Linked DNA regions of Homo sapiens: regions 1, 2, 3, 4, 5 and 7 are each linked to region 6. The links are chromatin loops, found by intact Hi-C in ENCODE. Cell type or tissue: PC-3. All regions are shown on one strand. Region 1 has its middle 43 kb from the start of SEMA3A. Region 2 overlaps SEMA3D (semaphorin 3D). Region 3 has its middle 77 kb from the start of LINC03017. Region 4 has its middle 3.3 kb from the start of LINC03017. Region 5 holds the start of SEMA3A (semaphorin 3A). Region 6 overlaps SEMA3A (semaphorin 3A). Region 7 has its middle 160 kb from the start of LINC03017.

Evidence for each region. A loop is a pair of places that touch in the nucleus more often than their neighbours do. Peaks named below come from ENCODE experiments on the same cell type or tissue, not always from the same donor. Only the 100,000 strongest peaks of a DNase experiment are listed, where the experiment ranks them.
Region 1: it touches region 6 in a loop (4-fold over the local background); 2 of 110 quality-filtered maps call a loop at or near these places.
Region 2: it touches region 6 in a loop (14-fold over the local background); 94 of 110 quality-filtered maps call a loop at or near these places.
Region 3: it touches region 6 in a loop (8-fold over the local background); 33 of 110 quality-filtered maps call a loop at or near these places.
Region 4: a loop joins it to region 6, with 2.9 times the contacts of the local background. A loop is called at or near these places in 2 of 110 quality-filtered maps.
Region 5: a loop joins it to region 6, with 6 times the contacts of the local background. A loop is called at or near these places in 57 of 110 quality-filtered maps.
Region 7: a loop joins it to region 6, with 2.8 times the contacts of the local background. A loop is called at or near these places in 2 of 110 quality-filtered maps.

The regions. Positions count from the first base shown.
Region 1 is chr7:84,235,494-84,239,493 of GRCh38, reverse strand. It overlaps a transcript of SEMA3A not described here. Among named protein-coding and RNA genes, the nearest start is that of SEMA3A, 43 kb to the right of the region's middle. In PC-3, no CTCF peak of the experiment used is centred here; DNase peaks (open chromatin) are centred at 1,773 and 2,923; H3K4me3 peaks cover 1,097 bases; H3K27ac peaks cover 3,900 bases.
Region 2 is chr7:85,021,021-85,025,020 of GRCh38, reverse strand. SEMA3D (semaphorin 3D) reads left to right here. Exons shown (of 19, transcript NM_001384900.1): 13 at 2,408-2,630. Among named protein-coding and RNA genes, the nearest start is that of SEMA3D, 160 kb to the left of the region's middle. In PC-3, CTCF peaks have their summits at 1,734 (motif pointing right) and 3,733 (motif pointing right); a DNase peak (open chromatin) is centred at 1,750.
Region 3 is chr7:84,453,024-84,457,023 of GRCh38, reverse strand. It overlaps a transcript of SEMA3A not described here. Among named protein-coding and RNA genes, the nearest start is that of LINC03017, 77 kb to the left of the region's middle. In PC-3, a CTCF peak has its summit at 2,312 (motif pointing right); no DNase peak of the experiment used is centred here; H3K27ac peaks cover 749 bases.
Region 4 is chr7:84,527,170-84,531,169 of GRCh38, reverse strand. It overlaps the pseudogene RPL7P30. Among named protein-coding and RNA genes, the nearest start is that of LINC03017, 3.3 kb to the left of the region's middle. In PC-3, no CTCF peak of the experiment used is centred here; a DNase peak (open chromatin) is centred at 1,609; H3K27ac peaks cover 1,371 bases.
Region 5 is chr7:84,191,319-84,195,318 of GRCh38, reverse strand. SEMA3A (semaphorin 3A) reads left to right here and starts at 530. Exons shown (of 17, transcript NM_006080.3): 1 at 530-844. The coding sequence starts at 733. RefSeq lists an enhancer at 1-416. In PC-3, no CTCF peak of the experiment used is centred here; a DNase peak (open chromatin) is centred at 208; H3K4me3 peaks cover 4,000 bases; H3K27ac peaks cover 4,000 bases.
Region 6 is chr7:83,974,608-83,978,607 of GRCh38, reverse strand. SEMA3A (semaphorin 3A) reads left to right here. Exons shown (of 17, transcript NM_006080.3): 15 at 1,412-1,476. Among named protein-coding and RNA genes, the nearest start is that of SEMA3A, 220 kb to the left of the region's middle. In PC-3, a CTCF peak has its summit at 2,181 (motif pointing left); no DNase peak of the experiment used is centred here; H3K27ac peaks cover 747 bases.
Region 7 is chr7:84,370,422-84,374,421 of GRCh38, reverse strand. It overlaps a transcript of SEMA3A not described here. Among named protein-coding and RNA genes, the nearest start is that of LINC03017, 160 kb to the left of the region's middle. RefSeq lists an enhancer at 1,531-2,730. In PC-3, no CTCF peak of the experiment used is centred here; a DNase peak (open chromatin) is centred at 2,001; H3K27ac peaks cover 2,744 bases.

The DNA.
Region 1 (4,000 bases), 260 kb before region 6:
TTCCAGTATTTCTAAAATATTATTTATTACCCATGTCTTCCATTTCTCTTTCATATTTGGGTGTAAAATGAGTATGCCACTTGGCCACAAAAAGTGGATTACTTACAGAGTATTTAGTGAGTACAATTGCCCATGGGCAAAATATTAAATTTATTTTCAACAAAAGCCTTTGCTTGATTGTTTTAGATAAAACACCTAATGTTTTACAAATCAAAAAATAATTTCCTTATGAGAATTAAACTTTTGAATAAGTAGATAATTAAAAAACTATTAATTTTTTAAATGCTTGGTTTTACCTAAAGCAAATATTCACAGTTGCACAATCATGAAATCTTGCAGACTATTCTGAAATATGTTAATGTATTATTTTTATTTTTAAAAACTTATTTTAATATTAGCATTATGATATAATTATTTTTGGTCTACATTCTTTAAGTTTTTAGGTTTGCTACATGGCTTTAAATCATTGTAGTTTTTGGCCGGGCATGGTGGCTCACGCCTGTCATCCCAGTACTTTGAGAGGCCGAGGCAGGCGGATTGCCTGAGGTCAGGAGTTGGAGACCAGTCTGGCTAACATGGTAAAACCCTGCCTCTACTAAAACTGCAAAAAAATTAGCCAGGTGTGATGGCATGCTCCTGTAGTCCCAGCTACTCGGGAGGCTGAGTCAGGGGAATTGCTTGAACTAGGGAAGTGGAGGTTGTGGTGAGCTGAGATCATGCCACCGTACTCCAGCCTGAGCAACAGAGCGTGACTCCGTATCAAAAAAAAAAAAATTATTGTAGTTTTCATGATATAGTTAAAAGAGAGAGATGCCTACATGTGCACTTTTGCAAACAGTTTTGTATATGGAATGAATTATTTAAAATTGTTTCAGAAAACAGAACTATTGCAGAAAGGTTTTCCATCTCTATATTTACTTGTAAAAATTAAGTTAATATTATGTATGAGTGATTATCAGTAATTTATTCATAAGCTATTATTTCTCCTCACTCCATTCTTTAAACCACAAGTTTGGAGGAAGCCGATTTAAATACATGAATAAAAATTAAGTGGTGTAGACTTCCACTGTGCCTACTGTAGATTATTCACTGTCCTGTACTCAAGTTCAGTTGAAAATTGGTTATTCCACCAGGCACGATGGCTCACACCTGTAATCCCAGCACTTTGGGAGGCTGAGGCAGGCGGATCACCTGAGGTCAGGAGTTCAAGGCCAGCCTGGCCAACTTGGTGAAATCTTGTCTCTACTAAAAATACAAAAATTAGCCTGGTGTGGTGGTGGGCACCTGTAATCCCAGATACTTGGGAGGCTCAGGCAGGAGGATCCCTTGAACCTGGGAGGCAGAGGTTGCTGTGAGCCAAGATCACACTGCACTCCAGTCTGGGTGACAGAGTGAGACTCCATCTAAAGAAAAAAAAAAATTGAATATCCTCTGGGGCACTCTCATCTATTGTTCCCCAAAACACCCATACTCCACCAAATCTGGCTTCCTTAGTACTTCCAATACAGCCTTGCTATTCCTCCATAGAGATGGTGGCCTATGATAGTACTGTCTTCTTTTTATGGTTAAGTTTTCTGTTAGGACTTCAGTCAACAGGAATTCCCACACTAATCTGCATTCTCACAGAATTTTTTAAAGGCATTCCTGAAGTATGTTTCTATTAATTGGTTGCATCTGGGTCTCAGCACAGTATGTTAACTATAGTAAACCATAGTGACTAAAGGCATAAACTACAGAGCAGGATGTATGTTCTGTGATTGAAACTCAGCTCAGATTTCATGAATCACTCATGAAACTCAGTGATTTCATGAATCACCCTTTGCTGGGTGATTCATGTTAAGAAGTTATTTGGTCACATCATGCGTCAGTTCCCTTATCTATATAATAAAGACAATAATAGTATCTATCTTGTCACAGTATAAGAGATGATAATGTAAACCACTTAGAAAAATGGGTGGTATGTTGTAAGCATTTAATATTACTTTTGTCTGTCCCTCCCATACCTCTCATCTCCTTCCTCCTCTCCCTTCTTCTCTTCGTTCTTCTTCTCTTTTATTGATTATGAACTTCTTAAAGACATTTTCCCTAATACTATGTCTTGTATGTTGTATTAACTCAGTGAGTAGTAAGTTTGAGTAAGACAATGAGTGGCTAATTGCTTAATAATGAAATTTACCTGTTGATATAAACTATCTCAAATCTTAATCTTAAATTTGATAAGTTAGACTGTGGTTGCTAAGAAATTGGTGCTCAGAAATTCACTTACCTACATATGTTTGTCTTTTCCTTAACTCTGGGATAAATTAAACACATTTTGTTTTCAGCATCATCAGTTTCTTCCTACACTTAGTTGCTAATTATGATTCAGGTGTTAATTATTTTAAAAATATGTTTTCACTATTAATGTTGGGCATTGCTTTTCCCGATTTATTTATTTGGTCGTTTTAAATTTTAGAATGTAAGTTTAACTTCCTTCCCTTCCTTTCCAACACAGTTAAATTTATTTTAAATAGAATATATATGATATTGCTTTAAGTATATCACTTACTGCCATTTTTTTTCCAGGTAATTAACACAATCTATCCTTTTTAAGACCTCTGCTTTGAGGGTATTCACAATCATGAAGGTGACTCACATATAGAATTAACTGAAATATTTTCTACCTCAGATGTACACTCCATAAATGACAGGGGAAGAGAGATTTGTTCAAGGTATTGGAAGATAACACACTTGAATTGGTTTTGATAGACTGAGGCAAAACGATCAAGAGAGTAGGGCAAAATCAATAATTACCTGTATTCCAAGTGAATTTCAAACTCTTTTTCTATATCAAATTAATATCATAGATGGAAAAGTCTTGCTCTTAGGAGAATGGGATTAGTCATTAGTGACTAATAGAGTATTTGCGAGATAAAGATAAACTATGCATGGAAAAGGAAGTTAAACAGGAAGATTGCAATAACATCTTGGAGGAAGGGCCTGAAATGCCAAACTAATATTTTAGTAATGTTCATTTTCTCTTGCAAAGAGAGGCAATCATATTCAGAATTTTAGCGAATTAATACTGATGACTGTGTAACTGAAGGGAGAGTTAGAAACTTCTGTTAGGAGGTTATATTGGATATCTAGGATAGAAGTGATTAATGTCCAAATTAGTCTAGTATAACTGGGAACATAAAGGAAATAACACCTCATCTGAAACTTTACTTCATTCGCCCACTGACAAATGTGTGATAGACACATAATCAATACAGATGTGGTGACTAGCTAAAAGACAGGAGGAAGAGGAAGTTCAAGAAAACTAAAATTTTTAACCCAAGCAAAGGAGAGTGGCCAGTGGTGCACTTAAAATTGAAGGCATAGGGGAAAGTTTGGAAGAGAAACAAATGAATTCTAATTTGCACCTGTGCAATTTGAGGTGACATCAGGCTGGTTTTGTGCAGTAAACAGTAGCCAATTAGGCATGTGCCTTTGATGTTTTGATAATGATTTGAGAATCATCCAGTGAGGTTGATACTTGAAGTTGTGGGAGGAAAATAGATTAGTTAAAAGTGTGTAGGGTGAAAAGGAATACACCCTAAACATGGGGCCTTAGGAAACATCTGTTCTTAGGGGCCAAGTGAAGGAAAATAAACTGGTGAAAGAGCTTGAGATGCAATGGCATAAAGTATGGTCTAAAGTAGCTATGTTTTCATGAAGACAGTATACTCGACCATGTTAGAGTTCTCTTTGTTGCCCAAGAGTAGAGGGTACTTGGGTTGGATAATAAGCTCATTGATAATTGGTCTTTATGAGAACCACTTTAGTAGAATAGTTGGAGTGAGGAAAGTAGATTCTAGTTTGTTGGGACACAAAATGGAGAAGAGGAATTAAGAATTAAAACAATTATACCCAAACTACTTTTTAAAAAAATTAATAGCGTTTACTGTATCATTTTTCTTATTCCAATAATATTTATTCATGCAGATATTTCAAGTAATATTGAAAATATGGAGAAGAA
Region 2 (4,000 bases), 1.0 Mb before region 6:
AAAGGAAAATAACTGAATATGAATGACCATCCGCTTTAGATGTATCATTTCCCTACACTTTCTCTTTTCTTTTACGAAATTTTTCTTTCCTACTTTACTCTTACCTACATACATTGCTTGGCATCTCATTATTTTTAGATCTGTGTGCAGCACAGCTATATGATATCAACGCAAAAATTCCACTGGTTTGAATGTACTGAAATAACAATATTTGATTCAAACTGTACTATCCTAAACCTCAGAGAGTAACTCTACCAAATCATTTTCATTTGTGCAAGCATAGTGGAGACGCAGACCTGAGATATCATGCATAGCAATTGAGAGGATAAAGATCTTGTCCAAACACTGGCAACATGCCATGAGGAAAAGCTGCCATAAGAAAAAATATATATTTTCAAAGATCATTTTATAGTCAATAGAAACCAGGTTTTCCTTCCTTTTTTTCCGCCTTAGATTTTATTACACTTAAACCATTTTTGTCGGAGCAATGAGGAAAATTCATATTTATTTTTTCTAAGTGTTCATATTTTCATTCAGCTATACTTTCTTGCATTAAAATTTCTAATTATTTAACAATTTGATATCAAAAACTACGGCTTGAATGTCATGATATTATTTCTTTGAAAACTTTGGCTACTGCACAACTACAGCTGCAAAGTCAAAAGTGATTTTTTCTTAAGTTGGAGGGCTTTTTAAAAACTGTGTGCAGGCAAAATCTTGCTCTGGGTTTGATTTTAATGATACACCAACCAGATTGAACCATAGGCATTATAAGCCTACTATGAATTGTCTTTGACTGAGCCTCAAACATGCAGCCTATAATTGGACAAGAGCTTTGTATCATTTGAGCTCCATATCCATTTTGAGTCCCTGCTTAATCTATTTAATGCAAGGTTCTTCCATTATTGAGTTGACGGATTCCGCTTGGCTGAAGGTTAAGTGCTGGAAATAATGACTGAACGTGCAGACTTAGATCTTTAGACCAACATCCAGTTAAGAATATGTTAAGTAAATGCAAAGTGGATAATATTCTAGGACGTTTCTAATCTCTCTGGTACAGACCTGGGACAAATAACTAAATATCCAGAAAGTATCAGTTTCTTAATACCAGACATTGAAAATTTTTGTTAAAGATAAAGATATTCTTAAATTATTTATAGAAAAACATTAACAGACTTTTAGTACAACCTCTTTGATATTTCTTCTAATTCATAATAAGCCATTATGATTTTATTGGTATAAAATTTGGGGTCAAAGTCAAATATTGGGACTAGTTCTAGTATCTTCAGCTCCCTAAGAATGACCCTCTTGAATATTTTGAGAAGTACATTATGTTTTTGGAGCCTTGTCATGATTCTAATTAGTGCCAAGTTTAAATGGTTCAGTTCCATGGAGACTGTTTCCAACTTCTCTAAAAACTGAAACAAAGAAAAGCACCATTAAAAAAATCTGTCCTTACTGTCAATCATTTTATTCTCTATGACTGCATCAATTGACTAAAGTTTTCCTCTCCAAAAGAATGCATTAGTCCATTGAGAATTCAAATGTGATAAAAGAATCGTTCTATACGAGGTACCTTCCTAAATTGCAATATGTTTAAACATAAAATAGATTTAGGATGTGGGAGAGGTGATATTTTCTGGAAAAAAAAAGTCTAATTATAAGGTGTTTTTTCCCCTTTATTTTTGGATAAAGGCACATAAAATTCATTTGATTTGAACCATTTTGAACTTTTTACTCTTACCACCAGGGGGCAGGTCATGCTAACTATTGATTTAGTGGATGCTGAAAGGCACATAAGGCAATTTTAGAAAGAAGTATAAAATTCCCTAACAGTTTCTTTGCAGACTCTTTAGGAGAAGAGCTGTTGAATTGTTCAAAGTGTAATTTTCACACTAATCATAAAAGAAACTACATAATTACAATTTCAAACTATTAAATACTTTGAAATTAATTTTTGTGAACTGTTTGTTCCTTTTTTATTTTTTAATTAAACATGGTTTCATTTGAACTGAAATTATAAATTACTCAAAGGAAATTGAAAATAATGGCTTTCCACGTGTTCTCATGTTTATAGATCAGTTTCTTAACAGTTATTTCAAGTTAGATTTCAAATATCTTCATTAGAAACAATCTTCAGAAGAAATAATCTTCATAAGAAAAGAATTCACTATGGAAACATTATAAAATGCAGAGGTAATTTAGAAAATTTTTGAAGGAGAAAACTGGGTTTAAATTTATTAGAGGCACGCTGCATTTATTTACAAGTACACATGATTCCATATTGACTCTGTTGTCCATTCATTTAATATTATTGATGATAAGCTATACAAATTTTATTGGAAATAAGTGTGAACTTCTCAGGTGCATAAACAATGTCTTTACTTTCCTCCACATTTATTTTCAGTGTCCAAGCAAAACCTATGACCCACTGATTAAGTCCACCCGAGATTTTCCAGATGATGTCATCAGTTTCATAAAGCGGCACTCTGTGATGTATAAGTCCGTATACCCAGTTGCAGGAGGACCAACGTTCAAGAGAATCAATGTGGATTACAGACTGACACAGATAGTGGTGGATCATGTCATTGCAGAAGATGGCCAGTACGATGTAATGTTTCTTGGAACAGGTAAGCTAAAACTAGATTAGGATTTTTTCAAAAGGAATTTTTCATTATTAGACAAAGAGAAGAACAACTTCAAAAATATTTATTGGTCAAAATAAAAATGAGTAATTATTAGATAAAACCTTGTCAGCATTTCTTAAAATTATGTAGCTTTTAATTGATAATCATAAATATCTCCCAACTTCAAATCTGAGATTTCAAAATGTATTTGACAGCAATGTGTCTACTCTACATTACATGCTCAATACATATTTGTTGAATGATTTTGAACTACAATTAAACAAGTAGGGCAAAGTAATGTTTATTTTCAAACTTTGCCTTTCCCTCTCTTTGCAAGTATATTCCCAAAAGATTCCTTCACCTGATTTTGAGAATCACTGACTTAGTTGACTTAAGATAGATTTTCAGAAACATTAAACATTACTTTGTAAAGACCTTTAAATAGAAACTTCTTGGAGATTATCTTTCTTCTTGAATTTTGTGCATTAAAATGTATTTCCTAGACTCAGATTTTAAGCCCATTGTATTTTTTCTTTGTCTGTCAACTCAGTAACTATAAAATGATTAAAATGTTTTTATAAAAAGAAAAACTTAATCTCAAAAAAAGTAAAAGTATTAGCTAATAATGTCATGGGAATTCTACTGGCAGTAAAGATAACATGTATCATTAAAACAAAAGCACTGTATTCCATATCATATTATATAACTTAATGGATCAAGCATTTCATAAAGAATTAAAAATTAAGAATTTTCAACAAACAAGACTTTTTATTAGAATAGATATTTAAGAGTTCAAAACAATTTTAGAATAATTTTATTTTTAAAAATTATGGATCTTATAGAAGTTAGGTTTATTAGGAAGTATGTGTGTGACGGAATCAGAGGACCTTTGTCATTGATTGTCAAACCTGATTATTTTGAAGATGGCAATTCCACAAACCAGAAAAATAAGGGATATTCCCAAGACAAAAGAGATGGCTGTTGAAGGGTCAAAAGTAGAATTAATTAGTTGCTATTAATTCCCACAAGTTTGACGCTTAATTTGTACTGTCCACCCAAAACTAGGTGTTCAACAGTTCACTGCAATGAATGTCATTTAGCCACTAGGTGGTAATATCTAACCTTTACTGAGAAAATTATAGACTGCTAAGATAGGTTTTTAATTTTGACATTTGGAAAAATGTACATTTAATATTCTTTAAAGATCCCAGAGTTATTTAAAAACAATTAAATAATTCAGACTATTTTGTGCGAACAGGATCATTATTATATACGTTACTATACTCCAACCCCAGTGCTCAGAAGTTTAAAAATGCCTATATTATATAAATTAAAGTGGGATTTTTTTTTTCTTTTTCTAAACTGTTCTTTTA
Region 3 (4,000 bases), 480 kb before region 6:
ATACTGCTTTGCTTACCCAAAGCAGTATGCTTGCTATCTGAAAACCTGAATTGGAGTATCCTGGCTTTATCGCTTATTAGCTGACATTAGCAAGTAACTTAGGGTCCATTAGCCTCAGTTATTTTATTTATCATCATAGTGGATATAAGAAAATTTAACTTACAAAATTGCTCAAAGGTTAAAAGGGTCTTTTTAACATATTCTACAAATGGATATATATTTGCCTTGTGTTTGTTTGTGTACCCCTACAAAGCACTGAAGTAGCATTTTAGATATTAAACGTAAATAAAGCCAAATATAACATGGTTCTTTATTTTTAAAAATGACAACTTTTTCAATTGAACAATTTACCAATGAAATTATTTTCTAAAGACTTTACTGTATGTTATAGTTACCTAAATCCAGGTATGCAGTTACCTAAATCAATATATTAATGATTATTAAACAATAAATATTTACGAAATGTAAATCTTTCTATTTGATTAATGTCAGACATCTAGTTTTACATGGTAGAATGATTATCATTTGATATCTGGCCCATTCAAAGTTAAATGGTTAAAAGATGGTGCTTTTAAAATCTCTTACTTAATCAGAGTGTCTGATATATAAATGCTAAAAAATTGATGAATGACTCCTTTATTGATTTAGAATTCCAAGAGTACTATGAATTAGATTATTCTTTGGGCTTTCAACACAGAATAACAGATTTTACCATATTAAGACTTTATCCACCACCTACTCCCCAAATCGACTTGATTTGAAGCATCCTATATGTTGGAATATCTAATTTATTTTTATAAGCATTTCTTTATAAGCACAGAGGATTTAAAAAAGGAGGATATTTTCTTTTTTTAATATTTTTTTCTCATAGGAGATCTTAAGTTGTGAAGCGCATGAAATAATTTAGAATATCATCTCAGACATCCTTACTTTTAGTCATCTCATTTGCAAGTGTTAAATCTACTTTAAGGCCTGAATTGCCAAGGATCACATAAATTGGGTAGCTGCCAAATTTCCATTTCAGTTTATGCTGTGTAGACAGAATATGTATCCATATGACCTTCATGAATCAGCTATTCAGCTGTCTCACAAGCTATTTCAGCTATTGCCTATTGCCAAGTAGGTAAGAAGAGATATTCATTAGCATGAAATTTAGAGTATTTGGTTACTACACTGGTTAAATCTTTTTCTAATTTTTTCCCTCTCCCATATATAAAATGAAACAGATGTTTACTTCCTGAAATTTGGAAACATTTGTAACTTTTAAAGTGGTTTACAGTTATGAATTTAAGAAAATTCTTATCACTTCGTTCTAAACTTAAGAATACTCTTAATTGTACACAACTGTATTTCTAATAAGCTTCAGACCAAACTATAAGAATTATTCACATTGAAATCATAGAAATTATCACTCTGAAAAAAAGTCTTCAAATGAAGAACTGAGTTTGCCAACTGTTGATATCACTAACTCAGCTTGCCTTCCTGAAATTAACATGTAATATATGTTACTATCACATACCTTCTAAGCTATTGTAAAGAGGTTATAAAATATTTTTATTAATCAAACATATATTGAACATTTAGAAATATTAGTTTAACATACAGCCTTTTAAATATTATTGTTCAATGGAATGGAAAATATTAAACAAAGTAGTTTTTAAATGCACTTTGTAAAATAAACATTGAAGTCATATTTGAAAAGAATGCATTGCAAGTATTTAACTTATACAATGTTTATGTGAAACTATATTTATTTTAATCTTAAACTACCTGTTTTATTTTTAACCTTTTTTAGAAAGAGCTATTCCTCCCCATCCCTCAACTTCATAAAAAATGAAAAATAAGAGTATTCATATTTCTGTCATTTTCTTGTTGAAAAACTATCTTTCAGATTTTAACCAGATTTCACTTTCTGATAGAAAGAATTAATATATTACAATACTATCTACTTAATTTGTAATAATTATTCAATGTCATAAAATGAGAACTATTGACCTACCAATGTGACCTAGCTACACATTCAGGTTCATTGAGAGCGTTTCATTTTTATTGTATTTGTCATATAGTTTTAAAGATTACATTAAACCTTGAGGTGCTACTTGTTAATATAATTAAAATAACTATTATATTTAGATTGTACATGAAATTACTAGGCTTATTCAGTCTCTTACTGGGTTCATATAAAATTAATTTTAATGTACTTTGACAGTTGTAAAAAGATTTAATATGATTAAATATTGTCTAAGTTTTGATCTTGCCACCAGATGGCAGGAAAAATCAGAGTCAAATAGTTTTTGTTGAACAATATGAATGAGGGTTTTTGTTTTTGTTTTCATTTTGGGTGTTTTTCTATCAATATTTTGTACATAGCCCAAGACATCATTTGTATTACATGAATATACAATATTTCACTGAAAATTATTTGTATTTTTCACTGTAATTGTACTATACCATTTACCACATTCATGCTATTGTTGTCATGAATTTTAAAATGATATTTAAAGTTACTGTTTTAGTAACATTCAAATTACTATAATAATTGGTACTGTGAATGCTCAGACTTGCCAGTGTCAAATAACTGGTTACTCAGCTCCTCTATACACAGGTGGAAAGAAAGTGCATGGAAAAAGTAACTAAGCTGTTACCTTAATGTTAGTAACTCTTTGGACAAGGCCAAGAAATGACTTATCTGTGTCTGATGTATGTCTTACTGTTTCACAGAATAAACACATTAAAGTCTTAGTATTACACAGCTTGACATCTTCCATAGGTAATTTAAAAAAAGCCATTACAAAATAAGAATAAAAAATGGCAAAAGAGAGAAAATATTCCCCAAATTGCAGCAAGACTCCACAGCTCTTTTACATTTTTACATTTTAAAGAAAAGAGTTCAGATGCCTTAACACTTTGAATATATGCAAGCTAGAGAATTGAGGCGAATATTTTAACAAATTACATCTCCATGTACTGTAAATAATTGCAGCACAGTAGCACATGTATTGTGGATACATTTTTATTGCTCTGTTAAGAATAATTTATAAGTCCACCTACTTCATTTTTTGATGCAGTAGTTTTCTTTATCTTGCAATAATATATCACTGTAGTATCAATAAGTTTAGGTATTACTTTCTTTTCTAGAAAAAAAAGTGTAACTAGAATTAAATCATCTAATCAAGTCAGTTTTTATTTATTGAAGTGATATTTGAACAACAGCTGTCCTCTGCAAATTAGCAAACAATTTTACACAAGTTTTTTTTGCAAAGAAAGGCAGACAGCTATTCTTAATAAGTTACAGAGTACTTATTACTGAGATAATGTACACGATAGAATATTTAATACAGACAATGTAGACTTTAAGTAGAGACAGGGAATGTGTCTCTCTGGTGACTCCATTATACACCATTTCTTGACTTTACTCAGAAGAAAGTAGCATTTCACTGTGTGAATCAGGATGCATTGTCTCTATCACTCAATAGAAACAAAGTCTCGGCCGGGCGCGGTGGCTCACGCCTGTAATCCCAGCACTTTGGGAGGACGAGGTGGGCGGATCACGAGGTCAGGAGATCGAGACCATCCTGGCTAACACGGTGAAACCCCGTCTCTACTAAAAATACAAAAAATTAGCCGGGCGAGGTGGCGGGCGCCTGTAGTCCCAGCTACTCGGGAGGCTGAGGCAGGAGAATGGCGTGAACCCCAGGGGGCGGAGCCTGCAGTGAGCCGAGATTGCGCCACTGCACTCCAGCCTGGGCGACAGCGAGACTCCGTCTCAAAAAAAAAAAAAAAAGAAACAAAGTCTCATGAACCATAATACTCCCTGAAATTAGATTCATCTCTCTTTCCACGTTTGTCACTGTTGAATTTGCTTAGCAGTAGGTATTCGATATGTATAAGGATACGACTATTTTTTTTCCTCCAGATTCCTTTGCGTTTGATAAAGTTGAGACAAAACACTGGAAGGTTTTGGATTAGGTTAACCTAGAAAATTTTAAAGCTATTACTA
Region 4 (4,000 bases), 550 kb before region 6:
TCAAGAACAAAAACCTTACTTAAATCAGAATTACATAGTAATGGTTCAATATAGCTAATTAACAAATGCATTACCTCCTATGGATTTATACATGGAAAACATCATGTTGTATATGGTAAATGCATGACATTGTATCTGTCCATTTAAAAAATAAAAATAAAAGAAATACTTTATGGTAGAAAACGACTACTTAGGAAATACTTGTATATTTATTGTTTTTTCTTTTGTTTGGAGGCTTTCATAAGCTCATTCATCAGTCGTTCAATTGATATATATTTTTTGTGTCCTTACTATGTGTAAGTTATTGATTATTCTAGGTGCTAGGCAAAGTGTTAGTTTACATATAAAATGTATTTATTTTATTCAAAATAGGAATGGGTTTCTTTAAAAGATGTTATACTCTAAATGTAAAATCACCTTTATCAAAAACAGTAGAAGAGGACCAGAGCCCATATCTTAACTGCAGTCATATAAAAAGAAAGCTACCAGACAAAAAACTTTGGATTGCATCATTAGGTAATGTCTGAGTGTGCAGGGGCAAATATAAAATAAACAGTAGTAATCACATATTCAAGCAAGCATCATTGAAAGGTAGAAAAGACAGACCTGGAAAAGTGCATAAGGGTAAGATCAATATAGTAGTATATATTAGTTTACATCAAGGGGTGGAAATGTTTATACACAGTTGTGTGTGTGTGTGTGTGTGTGTGTGTGTGTTAATTTGTATAGCGTCCTTAGAAAAGTCTGTAAACAGATTCCATGGGTGAAGTTTCCTTAATGATGTTCAGGAGGGTATTTTCTGAATTTTCAAAGAATATGATTTAAATAATTTGGCCAAATAGCAAGAAAGTTACAGCATCTGGTTTAAACTCATCTATCACGCACAGTAACATGAATAAATGGAGACATTCAGCACTATACACACAACAGAAATTGTGTTCTCCTATTGATATAATTAAATACTCATAGAAGCCTAAATGCATAATAGCTTCCAGACCCTTTGCTTAATGCCAAAAAGCAATGGCTCCGCTTCCAATGAACTTGATAGGCATATGTTCCTAGTCAGGACCATTGTGAGCCCTCTCCAGTTTCTAAACATTTATTGCTGGTACTGTAATAATAAACATCTTGCATTTATAAGATGTAATGTTGCCTAGAATTTTTCATTTTTCAAGAATGCAGAGCACACTCTCTAATGGCTCTCATATGTCCAGTGTGCCCACAAACAATTTGTCTTCTGAGTGGAGTGTTAATCTGACACCTCAAGGACAGACCTGTTTTCAGAAGGACTTAAAGAAAAGCTACACACATTCATAGGCCTCAATAACTACTGAAAATCCTAGTAAACTGTGGCTGGGATTACTCAGAGTTCTGGATCACATCACTTCATGCCACATTTTGCTTACATAAGAGTTATTAAAGATGATAGTAGAATATTTTTCGACTCATTGTCAAATATGTACATACCAAACACACATTTAATATATGTACATATACATGAAATCAAGCTAATGATGACATTTATGGTCCTGTTCTTTTGTTTTATCTGGACTCAGAGGTGTGTGTGTGATAGGAATGTATTTTTTATTTGTTTAACCCAGTTGCACATGATAACCTCACAGCAGTGACGAAGGAAGCAAATATGTGCTTTGGTCATAAACACCCTGGGGCATAGCAAAATCCCTCCTCTAAAGACAAATCCAAGATTTTCTTCTCAGGTCAAGGGCAGCACATTAAACCTGTGGCTTAAAAAAAAATCTATATCTCAAAAAAAGAAAAGAAAGTTAAGTTTCCTTAATGGTGCTATTCTGCATGGAGTGAAAGATTAGAAACACATCTCACCAATGGAATAAAAGATTACTTCCTGTAAAAAAAAAAAAAAGTTAATTGGCAGAGAAAGAAAAAAATACTCAGGAAAGCTAGAAACAAGACAAATAACATTTACACCTGGATCCATAATGTTTGCTGTTCTTATTTGACATGCATTATTAATCTTAACATTCTGGGGTGGCTTGATTGGGACTTGAATATTCACACCAATACCTTGAACTAGAACAATGTTTTATACAGGTGTGAGAAAAACATAAAATGAAAGTTGTATCCATCTGGCTCACCTACATCTTTTGCTCATTTCTTTAACTCACACTTTTTATTTAAGAAAAAGATGCTTGCCCACAAACAACTGTCAACTTTTTGCCTTGTCAGTGAATTTTCAGGCCCTCTCTGTATTTCTTACCACCATGGAAATACTTAATTCAATGCTTTGAAAAAATGACAACTTCTTAAAGGGAAAAAGCAACCACTCCTTTCTGGCTGGAATCAAGAAGGATATCAAAGGGAAGAAGAAGGTTCCTGCTGTGCCAGAAACTCTTAAGAAAAAGTGAAGGAATTTTGCAGTCCTGAAGATCAAATGCCTGAGAAAAAAGTTTAACCCAAAAGATGCTTCTGAAGGCAAGGAGGAAACTTATGAAAAAGTGAAGCACTGTTCCAAAGAATATAGGCAAATGTATAGAACTGATATTTGATTGGATAGGATGGCAAGAAAAACTGACAACTTCTATGTACCTGCTGAACCCAAATTGACATTTGTCATCAGGATCAGAAGTATTAACGGTATGAGTACAAAGGTCCAAAAGGTATTCCAGCTTCTTTGCCTTCATCAGGTCTTGAAAGGAAATTTTTAACCTCAACGAGGCTTCAATTAACATGCTGAGAATTGTAGAACCCTATTTTGCATGGGAGTACCCGAACCTGAAGTCAGTAAATGAACTAATCTATAAGCATGATTATGGCAAAATCAGTAAGAAGTGAATTGCCTTGACAGTTAACACTTTGGTCGATCTCTTGGTAAATATGACATCATCAGCATGTAGTACCTCATTCATGAGATCTGTACTGTTAGAAAATGCTTCAAAGAAACAGATAACTCCCTGTGGCCCTTCAAATCATCCTCTCCAGGATGTTCAATAAAGAAAAAGACCACTCATTTTGTAGAAGGCGGAGATGCTGACAACAGGGAAGACCAGATCAAAAGCCTTAGAAGGATGAACTAAGGTGTTTGCTGTGATTATTTTTGTAACCTGGAATAAACAGTGTCTGCTTTCAAAAAGAAAAAGCAACTATACCCATCATATATGTTGATCACAATTATAGTTTGCAGTGCTGACATCGTTGTTTTTTTTTTTAATCTACAAGTATATAGGCAACAGATATGACCTGTATTCGATGTACAAAAAGCCAAAAAATATGTTTAAAGTGAAAACAAATTTTCATGTGAGTTTAGTATTTCAGACTACTTATTGTTTTTACTAAGATTTCAGCTACTGACATTTCCACGTTGGCTGAAATGATTCACTGAACTTCCGAAGTTTATCTGTTCAAACTCTAAGAGTGCCCAAACTTCACTGCTCACACACTGTGGGCTAGACGTACCTCTGGAGCAGGTCCGCAGAGTTTGACATAAGCTCTGTGGTATTATCAGGAGGATAACACGCAGTGCATGAAGAGGAGACTCTTTAAGGTTTTATTTCCATTTATTTTAGTATTTCAAAACATTTTCCTCCTAAACTCAATTTGATTGACATGACACAATTTAAGGCAACTCCAAGCACAACTTCCTATGCTTAATAAGGAAACTATGATCAATGGAGCAAAACCAAGAAAGAGGTATTCTTTGAGCTACATTTAGTTTCAAAATTCTTTTCATTGCGGTATACAAAGTTGATTTTAAAAAGTAATGATCAGACATCTAATACTAGAAATAACTCTCTGTTATAAAACTTAGTTGTAATATATTGCACATTTACTTCACTCTTTTTCTAAATTGTTATTATTATTAGCTGGGAAAGAGAAATGCTTGATAATTAAATGCAAAATACTTTAACATCTACTGAGTGTTAAGGTAGAATTAACAAAACATTTATATGGGTTCCTGAGCTACAGCCTTTATCACATCACTGATATTTTTTATCTTTTTGATTGCCTGATGCCAGTAGAAAGA
Region 5 (4,000 bases), 220 kb before region 6:
AATGGCTATAAAACAACGCTTGCCTTGGGAAGTAAATTTATAGCTACATGCCTTTCACAGGCACGCCTGAGGGTTCTGCTCCCGGCTCTAATCTCTACGAGATGTTTTTTGCATGTGTTGTGTGACAGGAGGGAAGGGGAGTAGGTTGAGCTCGCCTGTTCTCCCATTGTCAGCCAGTCTAGTGAGTGTTGGGGAAACCTGTCTGTGGGATCTTGTGTCATCTCCCTCTACATGCGTACAGGAAAAGTCCGCGCTGCTCACGGTTTCTCTCTCTCTCTCTCTCTCTCTCTCTCTTTCTCTCTCTCTCTCTCTCTGTTTCCCTTTCATTCTGCTTCCCCGGAGCCGAATGAAGCAGGGAGCAGGATTAGAGACTGCCACCGGCTATCAGAGGAGCTTAGATAAAAGGAACTGCTTCTTAAGCACCACTGCAGCAGACCTTGTTAATTTTTTTTTTTTTTCTTTCCACACAACAGTTGTGCCTCATTATCCGGTGCCTGGCTCGGAATTTTTTTTTTTTTTTTTCTTTTTGGAGGGTTTGAAGTTTCTGTGCTTCAGTGACTGTTACAGAAGAAGAGGTGTTAGTGTTGCCATGAGGTCTTGATTGTCTGCATTTATGAATGAAACTGACCTAAATCACCTGTTACCTCCAGTTTCCAGATTGTTTGAACTTCTCTGGCCGCACAATACAGGAAGGAAGACTAAAGCAGCAAAGGGACCTACAGCGTCTGCAGCATGGGCTGGTTAACTAGGATTGTCTGTCTTTTCTGGGGAGTATTACTTACAGCAAGAGCAAACTATCAGAATGGGAAGAACAATGTGCCAAGGCTGAAATTATCCTACAAAGGTAAATCTTATTTTTCTTTTATTTGGTTAGCTTTGTAATAACCGCCCCCCCCCTTAATTCCTTGAACTCCCTCCCAACCCCAAATCATCAAACCTTTAGTTTAACCTGGTAAACCGACGTGATTATGTGTATCTTTCTGAGATGCTTTAAACGCTTTTTGTAAAAAGCATGTCTTCTGTTTGATATATGACAACTTAAATGCAAACAAAGAACATTTAATCACATTTGCTGAAAAGAGCTGTATGCCTGGTACACGCTGATCTGTATATCTTATTATCCTATCTTATGCCTGTTAATTTTTCCGACTTTAATTCTATTAAAATATTTTCTTAAAAATAGAAATGCAAAAATGGTCTCTTTGTAGATGTGCATGCCTTACCTATAATTACTATGATGAATTGCATTTTCTTAGTTTTAGACATGAAATGGTTAATCGTCATCATGAATATTCAGTTTGTTCAAATCTGACAATCAGATGCTTAACATAAGCAGTAGATCATGGTTTGCCAAGAGAACATAAACTGGATGGAACAGACTAGTTTTTCCACAGTGCCTTATGATTGTACAAAAGACTGTATTTGGCTAATTGTGTAAAGCTAAAGTCTTTGAAATATTATGTTATTTAATTCTATATGTACTTCAGTGAGAACTGCAGACACATTACTGTCTGCTTGCATAGGTAGTTGTGTAAACTTCTCTTTTGAAAAGTATAAATTAAAGAGAGAAAAAAGAGCTTTATCACTAGTGCTTTATTTGGTTACAATTTAATGTATGTGCTTATTTTTATTGAGGATTTTTTATGTTTGTTCCACATTTGCTTAGATAGGTCTTATAGATAGATGATGTGTAAAGTAATGCTAAAGTAGAGCCCAAAATGATATACATACATTTAGTGGCAGTAAATCTTTCTATAACTCAGGTATTATTAAAATGGAGTTGAAGATTAAACTGTTTTAACTCAAGTAGTTTTACTCCCTAAGGTGTTGATTTCTTATGATTCTCAGATTTCTAAAATTGGGGGTGGAGCAGTGAGAAGCTCTAATTAAGCTTATTTTTTAGCCTATAAGTTAAAATAAAAATTATTGAAGGTATTTGTAGAGATGTCTGTCTACTGTACCTTGCTCTTATGCCACAAAACATATTCTTTAATTCTCATATGATGGGGAACATCTTTTTCTGAATGCCCTAGTGTGAATGAGGATCTCAAATCAGAAGAGAGATGTAATTTTCACACTTTGAATTAGAAAATTAAACACCTAGTAATGTGTTTCTTTGGACTTAGTGCTCGTTAAATGAAATGCATTGAATTAGAATATCTATTTACTTTTTGGTGTAATGTTTTCCTGAGTATCAAGTTGGGAATAGAGACTTAAACATCAACAAACAGAAGTGCAATTGTACTTATGTAAGTTTTAAAAAATCATGTAGCGTTATTTAATTAATTTAGTAACTGTCTTTAAATTATTTCCATAGTATATGATATTATGGTGTCTGTGTTTTTATCAGTTTTGCTTTCTGTTTTCACTCCTTGACAAGGTGACATCAAATAAGTCTAAGTTGATGGTCCACTTTATCCAAGTTTATGTTCCCTATAAGTTTTACATGCAACTTTAGTTCTCAAAGATGTGACTGGCTATTTGTAATACTTTTAGTTTAACAAGTTTAAAATCATGATATATATTTTAAAAATCTGCTAGGCTTGAATATATCTAAGTGCTAAATTCATTTTAAAATAAAATAAAAATAGGGAATTAAACTTTTTTATTTTGCAAGAATTTTATTTCCATGATAATAGGTTACTCTCCATGATAGAGGAGGCACTTGTTCTTTCTGTACATTAAAAATATTACATTTAATTTGAATATCCTTTGTTGTACACATATGCCTTAAACCTATCTGATGAAGCAAGCAGTATATATTAGCAAGGTGTATATATTTGATATTGTCTTTATAAGCCTTGTTTTAGTGATGGCATCCATTAGAATTATTCTGCTTTCCTTTAAGTAAAAAACTGCTTTACAGCTACATAACAATCCCATTGATACACCTAGAGCTTAATAATTTGGTAAAATAAACTGTGAAATGAACAACAGGAAGAAGAATAAAAGGAATGGCCTGAGGAAATTTTTTTCTGTTATTTTATTAATCTGTCATTACCTTTTTGTCTCTACATGTACGTTTGTTTGGCCAAAGCAAGTATGTGGTAGCCAATTGCCAGTACTTTGTTTCTAAAGTACAATAGAGATTTTTTTAAAGCTACTTCTTGTTTCTCCTTAATTAGATGTCAAACACAGTTAAAACATCCACTGCATTGCCCTTAAAAATATTCCAGCATGATTCATGAAGAGTTAAATCCCTGCCAACCTTAATTTCCCATGGTCACTTGTTTTCAAAGATCCACCATTAACTCTCTCATTGCTCAGGTTGCCAAGATGAAGTTTCTGGCAATCACTGTGCTTACTTTCTACTTATCATTTTTGCCTGGTAGGAGATGAAAGAGACTTGACATGTTAAAAAGAAGTAAAAACAGGAAAGTGGCCTTTGTAGCGGGTGTACATATCTAATAAGATACCTCTTTACTTTCTAGGAAAAAGGAATTGAATAGATGTGTTCAGGACCATCTGGAGAAGTGATAATATTAGAAAAATGGGGTATGCTGGCTTTTCCTCTGAACCAATTTGATTTAGAATCCTTATGGGGGAAGAAAATGTGAGAACTCTGTAAATCTCAGCAGTTACATAGAAATTATCCTTAAGAAACATTTACTCAGAAATACTTTTGTCTTCTTTAAATATATGTAATATAGCTAAATGGTAAAATCCTTCTTTTAAAAAGTGGTCCATGCATAAATGTTTATTTCTTCTACAAAACTAGTCAAATTTCACTTTTCTCATGAAATACAGGAAAATCATATAATCTTCCATTTGGGATATGTGATACAATGAAGTCTTCAGAAAAACCTGCATGAATCACAAGAAAATAATTAGGGTTTGGGTTTTAAACAAATGACAAATATTCCATCATCCAATGTAAGGGGCTATTCCAGGACACTATGTGCTTCAGTTTTGGTAGAAATCAAAGACACATGCAAGTCTCAATGTGATGGTGATCCTGTGAATCCAAAGGTTAAATCAATGATTTTAACCTTAACTTCAT
Region 6 (4,000 bases):
TTTGCAATTCTCAACGGCCTTTGTGAGAGTTCTTTTTAGGGATGGTAACTAATTTTGCAGCAAGACAATACCCATTAAAATAGCAGCAGCAAACACTTGGGCAAGTGTCCCCCAATCTTTTCCAGTCTGTTACACATAGCCAGTCTCCATTTTTAGCCTCTTCCTGGAACTTCACATCTTTGTTGCACCGCAGTGACTACAGCCTACCTCCTCCTTCCCAGGCAACCATTAGCAAAATGTAGAAAAAGGATACCCACAACGTGCTGCAGCTCACATGTGATCTGGGGGTAGAATGTAGAAGAAATCGTTTGATTTTTATAAGCAAACTTTGCTTTTCTCTTAAATGTAAGTTCATTTATTCTCTCTCTCATTCCTCTGGCAAGAGGAGGCCTTGCCCTTAAGTTCAACATTTATTGTTGCTTTTATTCACTTCACAGGTAAATTGGTTTGCAATCATAGCCATATGATCATAAAATAAACTGTTTTAAAAAAGAACAGGTTGATATGGCCAGGCGCAGTGGCTCACGCTGTAATCCCAGCACTTTGGGAGGCCGAGGAGGGCGGATCACAAGGTCAGGAGATCGAGACCATCCTGGCTAACACGGTGAAATCCCGTCTCTATTAAAAATACAAAAAATTAGCTGGGCATGGTGGCGGCTGCCTGTAGTCCCAGCTACTCAGGAGGCTGAGGCAGGAGAATGGCATGAACCCGGGAGGCGGAGCTTGCAGTGAGCCGAGATCACGCCACTGCACTTCAGCCTGGGCGACAGAGCGAGATTCTGTCTCAAAAAAAAAAAAAGAAAGAAAGAAAAAAAAAAAGGATAGGTTGATACAATAACCAAGAAAAGAAATTTTAAAACTAGCTTAAAAATAGAATTTCTAGTCTTAATATTATAAAATTTAGCAAAAGTCTATTTAAATAATTATGTGTAAGCATTTAGAGAAAGAGAACATTCATGTGAATTATAATTTTCAAGCTTATTCCTTCATTAATAATCAGAAAAAAAGTTTAATTTACCCTTTATTGAAAAAAATGGATTATTATTTTAAATTTTGTGCTTTTTCCACAGAAGTTAGGCCTTGAGTTTCTAGACATTAGATTGTTACTGACTGACATCTGGTAGTGAAAAAGCCATGAATTCTCTGTTATCACTATTTTAAAGACTTTTAACATGTTGTTAGTACATTTGGATCTTGTTTCCCATTTTGATCATCTTGGAGACTGCTCTTACAGGTATAATGAACTGTTTTTTAAAAAAATCTTTTAGTTGGATGTAGATTCATCTGTTCCTGTAAGTTACTAGAGTCTATGATATATATATATATATTTTATTTCTCTTCATTCTTATGACAAATTCCTAGAAGGGAAAAATAAGGATACAATAACACCTTTTAAATGTAATTGCTTCAGACGCACAAGACGACAAGATATAAGAAATGGAGACCCACTGACTCACTGTTCAGACTTACACCATGGTAAGTCACATTTTTCATCTTTCAACCTGCTAAGACCAGGCTAAAATCATAATAATGCATATTCATGCATATGCATGCAATGTATGCATCTCTCAGAATACTTAAAGAAATGCAGCCGAAGAGAAGTAAAATCTTACAGAAAGAAAATCCTAAAGAACACAAGGCACTGAATTATGTTTTATTATCATAAATTATGTTTTATTATGATGATAAATTCAAAATTTTAGATGCTTACAAGGTTTAAAGCTCAACTTTCTTATATTAACAAAAAGAAGCCATGTTTAAGTACTTCATTTTGTATATAGTAGCAACCTGAGATGAGTAGGGAATGGAAATGTACATTAAAATATACCAAAGCAAAAACTACAGTCTTAAAATATGCCTTAAAATGATTCATTTATATGCTCATGATATAAACCTAATATATCATTATTGGGTATCCTAGTCAAGCAGAAGATAATGTGGATATCTTTACACTGAATTACTAGTAGGGTATTCCCTTACACTGGGCATTTTGTACCAAATTCATTTTTTGCTTCCTAAAATATGTCAGAGCCTATTTAATGTCAAAGTTGCTTAGTAAATGCAGAAACATCAACCAACCTTCACTTAAAATGCAGTAAAATTGTAGTGATGCCCCACTTTCCATAATTGAAACATTATGCCATATTACTATGGAAATAATAATGAGGTTATGCTTCCCTCTGCTGGGGGAACTTATCAATGACAATACTGCTAATGAACATAGTTAAAAATGGCTGAAATGTACAATGTAAACATTGTCACTTAACATAATTATTCTATTAATTTTTTTGATGCCATTTATTCTAAAAGTAGTTAATATTTATCAGTTGACTTTTCTTTGATTTACTAATTTTATGTGTGGAATATTCATGTTTATGGATTTTAATAAAACATTACCACACATAGAACCCCAGCATACATTCCAAAACTTACTTTCTAAAATTCAGATCCCCCTTTGGCATAAGCTGGATGGGCTGGTATTTGATTTACGAATGCTCACGGGATTGTTTGGGGAATCCTACTACCAGGAGACGGGTAACCATGAATAAAGCCAGTGTTTCGGAACCACTTTGATTGCAAATTTTCTCACCAGGGACTTTCCTATCTGTGATTATCTTTACTATAAATAAGAAAGAGACCACAAAACTGGAGTAAATGTTACGACTGTCCCTGCATTAGTATGGTGCATTTATTGAACACTCTCCTTAAATTTTTTCAAATAGCATATTTCAATCAAATCCTAAAATATTTGCTAATCTTTCATAATCTGTTTCATGGAAAAATATTGAATTATGATCAGCACCATTCCAGCAATGTAATATTTTGAAATATTAATTCATTACACTAAATAATCTGTTTGCCTATATGTGGAGAGTTAATGATAATTACTGGAAGTAAAAGAATCAGGAGAATGTAACTGAACCAATCAGACTTTAATCTCCATATCAAAATGAAACATTATTTTGCTTGTTGTATATTTCTAGGTTTATATCAATACAACATTATGAGTATTGTAGATAACAAATATTTGTTGAATGACTGAATGATCTAAAAATTTCAAGTTATAATCTAGATACATGTCTTATTACTTTTGTTTTTCAGTAGAGATTTGAACTAATAGCACTTTTTGATTTTTGTAAAAAATACCTTATGTCATACATTGTTATTATCAACACCATTATATTCAAAAATAAGATCTCTCTTAGGAAACATCATTATGAATTAATCAATTGACTAATATATATTGATTATATGCCATCATGTGTAGGACACTATGCTGTGTTTTGAAAATTTTTAGAGATTATATGCATATATAATCTTAATGGCATATTCATTTGTTTAGTGATCCCTTTATAGATTCAGTTAGAATTTCAAAATTATATTCATGCTAGAGTTATGAGTGTAAATATATATGGGGAAAAACTGACCAAAGGAATTTTTATGAAAAGTATGACTGTGGATACATAAATATTGTTAACCATTGAATGACTGGGGTTTGGAGAGTGTTTCAGATATTAAAGATGTGTTTTGATAAAATTAGAGTAGTTAAAGACTATTAAAATTTGGCATATAGAATGGCTTAGCCATAAGAAGTAAGAAATAAAGTGAGTGTAAATAAATTTACCTCCTGATTCTTACGTCAGATGCACACTGGAGAGAGAAGAGAAAGTGCAACTGTTCAGTGTTACAGGGTCTTTTGGGGGAGGGTTGTGGTAAACAACTCTAGATGTTTGTGATATCTGAGAGGAAAGGGTAAACTAGCCCAGCAAGCCCTCCAGCAATAAAATATTCCTTTTTGAATGCCTCTTTTCCCCTTGTCTGCTTGTTTTGATAATGACTACACATAAACCATATACACCATAAATTACACTAAATTTCAAATATTTGGAAACTAAGGTAGGCATTCCCATTTGGCCATGCTAAGTCTTACCATTAGGAATCAGTGATTATTTTGGAATAGTTGACGTCAGTATTTGAAAGTAAAATGGGCAAAAATCCG
Region 7 (4,000 bases), 400 kb before region 6:
TATATGTATCTTAATGGGTACAGTGTTCATATTCAATAATTGACTTAAATATATTTTTCGATGGACATACAAGTTTTCTACTTCCACTATTATCAGCAGTGCATCAGTGAACATCTTTGGGTATAAATATCTTTGCACACATATTTATTGCTATTATTTTAAAGAATTCTTTGAATGGAATTGTTGGGTAAAGGATACACACATTCACATTTTTGATACATACTGTCTTTCACAAATCAATTACCAACTTTTGTTCTCATTGACATGCAGTGTCTTAAAGTTTGCATGAGTTTCATTCTCTATTTACATTGTTTTCTCCTCTGGGCTTCTGCCCATGAGATGCTGCCTGAAATCCATTCCTCTCCCGTGATCTCATGACCAGGCCTTGTTGACCATGCTTTTTCAATGACTCTTTTAGCTGGGCCCTTTCTTCAAACTTGAGGACTTCCTTGCTAATCTTCTTGTCACCTAAAGCCAAACTCATCTCATGCCATATTTTCAACAACTACTTGTTAAAAAATATAATACAAAATAGTAAATACTAATGTTAATGAATGTAACTTAAACTTTCTTGGAAAATGTTAGTACTCACTTTTATTTTCCAGACACTAGACAAAGTACTATGTATGCATTATATGAAAATTGAATGTTATTATTATTAACTTCCTCTGCAATAAAAATCTGAAGCTCAGAAAATCTTAGTTATTTTCCAAGGATAAATATATGTAGCACATTTGGGCTTATATCCTTGGTTGTATTATTGCAATTCTATTCTTAACCACCATGATGTACTGTCTGCATTTGGAAATTCAGGAACAAATTTAGAGCTTTGCCAACGTTTCAAAGGCATGATTTTATAAATTACTTTTATTCATAAATTACTGTGTGATCAAAAATATAAATTTACTTTGGGGTAAGTCAGGCTGATCTCATATTATTTCAGAAAATATCTGTTATTTTAGTCCATAATAAAAAGTTACTGACCCTATTTGCTTTTTGTTAATAATGACTGCGGACATTTCCTAAGAGATGCCTAGTTGAAAATATGTCCATGTAACGCTGATGAAGTAGGAATTTGGGCAAGGTTGTAGATGACTGATTTCTGTGCTTATTTCAAAAATGATTCTATTCAACATGTATTGAAGAGCTATTATGGAATACCAAACTACAGGAAAGTTGGTGGCCTTAAAGAAACCATCAGCTTGGTCCACTGGAGTTATCCGATGTGTGAGCTCACTCTAGTTTCTACAGGTTGACTGGGGACACTTATTTAGTCTGGGCTTGGCTGGGGCAACTTAGCAAGGGCTTCTCCATTCCATGTATTTTTCATCATTCTTTTGAAACCAGTGGGTTAGCCCAGGTATGTACATTTTATGGTGACGGCAAAAGGACAAGAGAGCGAATGGAAACATACAACATATCTTGAGGACTCAGCTTTTGGAGCTGGCATGTTGTCACTTTTACATCATCCTATTTGCAAAAGCAAGTCTCATGATGAAATTCATAGCCAGAGTGGGGAAATATGCTGTTCCCCTTTGAGGGAAGAGTGGCAAACTCATATGGCAAAAAGCATGGAGATAAGACGGAAGTGAGAAGTAGTGCCAGTAATACAAGCTAGCACCAAAGCAACTGAGTTTTTACTTGAAAAGATATTCTGGTTCTAAACTTAAAAACTAACCTATATTTTTAATTATTTGGTCACGGGGTACTATGAAGTTTTTTGATTTCCTGAGACAGAGAGGGCATGCTGCAGATGTTTTAATTTCAGGTCAGGTGATTTCTACCTATGAAATGATTTTGCCTATGTCCTTTAAGAACCACTTGTGTGTTTCTCTGAATGCAGTTTTCAGCACTAAAACTCTCAATGAGTGACTCATTAAACTAGTCACCATTGTATCCACCCACTCAACCTCTTGCCATGGCCTCCAAATCTGAGGTTGCTCTGTCACATAAGCATGATAACTGTAGAATCCAGAATTCCTATTCAACTTGTGCCAAAACACTAAGCCTTTAAGTTTAAGAGCATTTGAGGATAATTGTAAGAAAAATAGCTTGGTTGCTCTGTAACCAGATGCTAAGTTGACTAATACTCACTCACAGTGAGTTAACCGGAAATTAAAGGAGGGAGTCACAGCCCCAGAGTGTGAAAGAAGATAGCCGGAAATGTCCAAAGCAGTTAAGAGGGCGAACAGATTTTGTCTAAAAAGATAAGGCAGCTAAACAGAGGGTGAGAAGACATGAGCCAAATTTACACACACAAATAGTGGAAATAATCTCTGAGAATCCAATTTGGGAAGAAGTGAGGGAGATAATAGTGCTCTGAGTGCCTAGTGATGAGAGAACAAAGAGGTTAACGATGCCTGAGAGACAGGATCAGTAATGTTTCCAAGGTGTCATGGAAGAGTCTGCTGGCAATAGGACAGAAGTGTGCTTTTTTGTTTATTAAACCAGTTTACTAAGAAGGTTCAAGTTTGCGTCAAAGTTCAAACTTTATAAATTATTTGTTTGCTTTGCTTTCCAGAATATTTAAAAAAACCATCCATGGGACAGTCTAACATAACAAAGGGAATTATTCATCAAGAAGAGGCCCTTTAGCAGGTAAGTGTGAGGAAACCCTTCATCTTTAAAAGGCATATGACTCTTTGCTTGGTGTTTGACTTTAAGTGGAACCGAAAAAGTTTTAAGGAGATTAACATCTTTATATTCTTAAAGCCAATGTCTTCAAAATAACAACCTAAAAGCAAAGTGAAAAATCCAATCAGGTGTTTATTGATTTTTTCAAATTCAAATATATATTATAATATTGTTTCTCAACTTCTATGAGATATAGGGCTTGTCTTGATATAAGTAATGAGATGGATATAATTATGTTCCATGATTTAATATTTTATTTTCTTATATCTTAATTATGAGTTGATGCTATAGTCTGAACAATTAAGACCTAAATGCTTTTCCAAATTTACATAAAAATTCAAAATTTTGTGTTAGAAAATTACTTTCTAAAAAACTCAAGTATTCTGCATCTGGGTGGAAACTAAAGATAATTGCCAATTCTAAATGTTATTATGATTACTGTTCCAATTTTATTGTCTTAAATTCCTCAACTGTCTACTTCCCCCATACTATATGACATAAATTAAAGTCTCTGAGCCATGTTATATGTTGTTCACTAGTAAACATCAACGTGCTGGTACAGAAAGGCATATCTGATTCTGTAAAAAGTTTCTGAAGGAACAAGATAATAAAAAAACAATGTAAATCTATTTGCACAAACCTAATATTACTGGAAGGAGTTTCTGTCAATAACTACTGATGTGACCCAGTGCTTCTAACCTATATGAATGTACATCCATGTATATATGTTAGATAGGGTAGATATACATATTACCTATCTATATACCTACCTATTTACCTCCTCCCTCTCCCTCCATCATCCATTCTCATGTTCTATATGGTTATATGTTCTATATGGTATACTAGATACTCAACTAATCTATTTCAAATAAATGAATTAGTAGTTTCATCCATAGCTGTTGTTAGCATGGAAAAACTTAGGGGAACTGAGAATCTTTTTTTCTGCCTTAGAACATGCTATATTAACTTGTGGTTTATGTAATTACCATTGTATGTCTCCTTATTTTTGTCCCTAAAGAAACTTTACATCTTACAACTTCATCCCTATGAATTTTATTTCCTTCCCTATAAAATGAGAATAAAAATATACATTATAAAGGTATATTTGAGGTCTAAACAAAATAATGTGTATTAAATGTAATGCCTTGAAAAGGTAAATATTTATAAATTGGCATGGCTTTGAGACAATAAGAAAAACTAGAATTGGCACATGGTTAAAGTGGGAATTCAACAGAGCAACCAAGATGTTTCTAACCTTTTCTTTTTAATTGTATTTGAGGCCTATCAAATCTAACTTTTACACGAAATTATAAATTATTCATGATTTCCATAGATATTTTATATTTTATCTTAAGAGGTGTCTGCT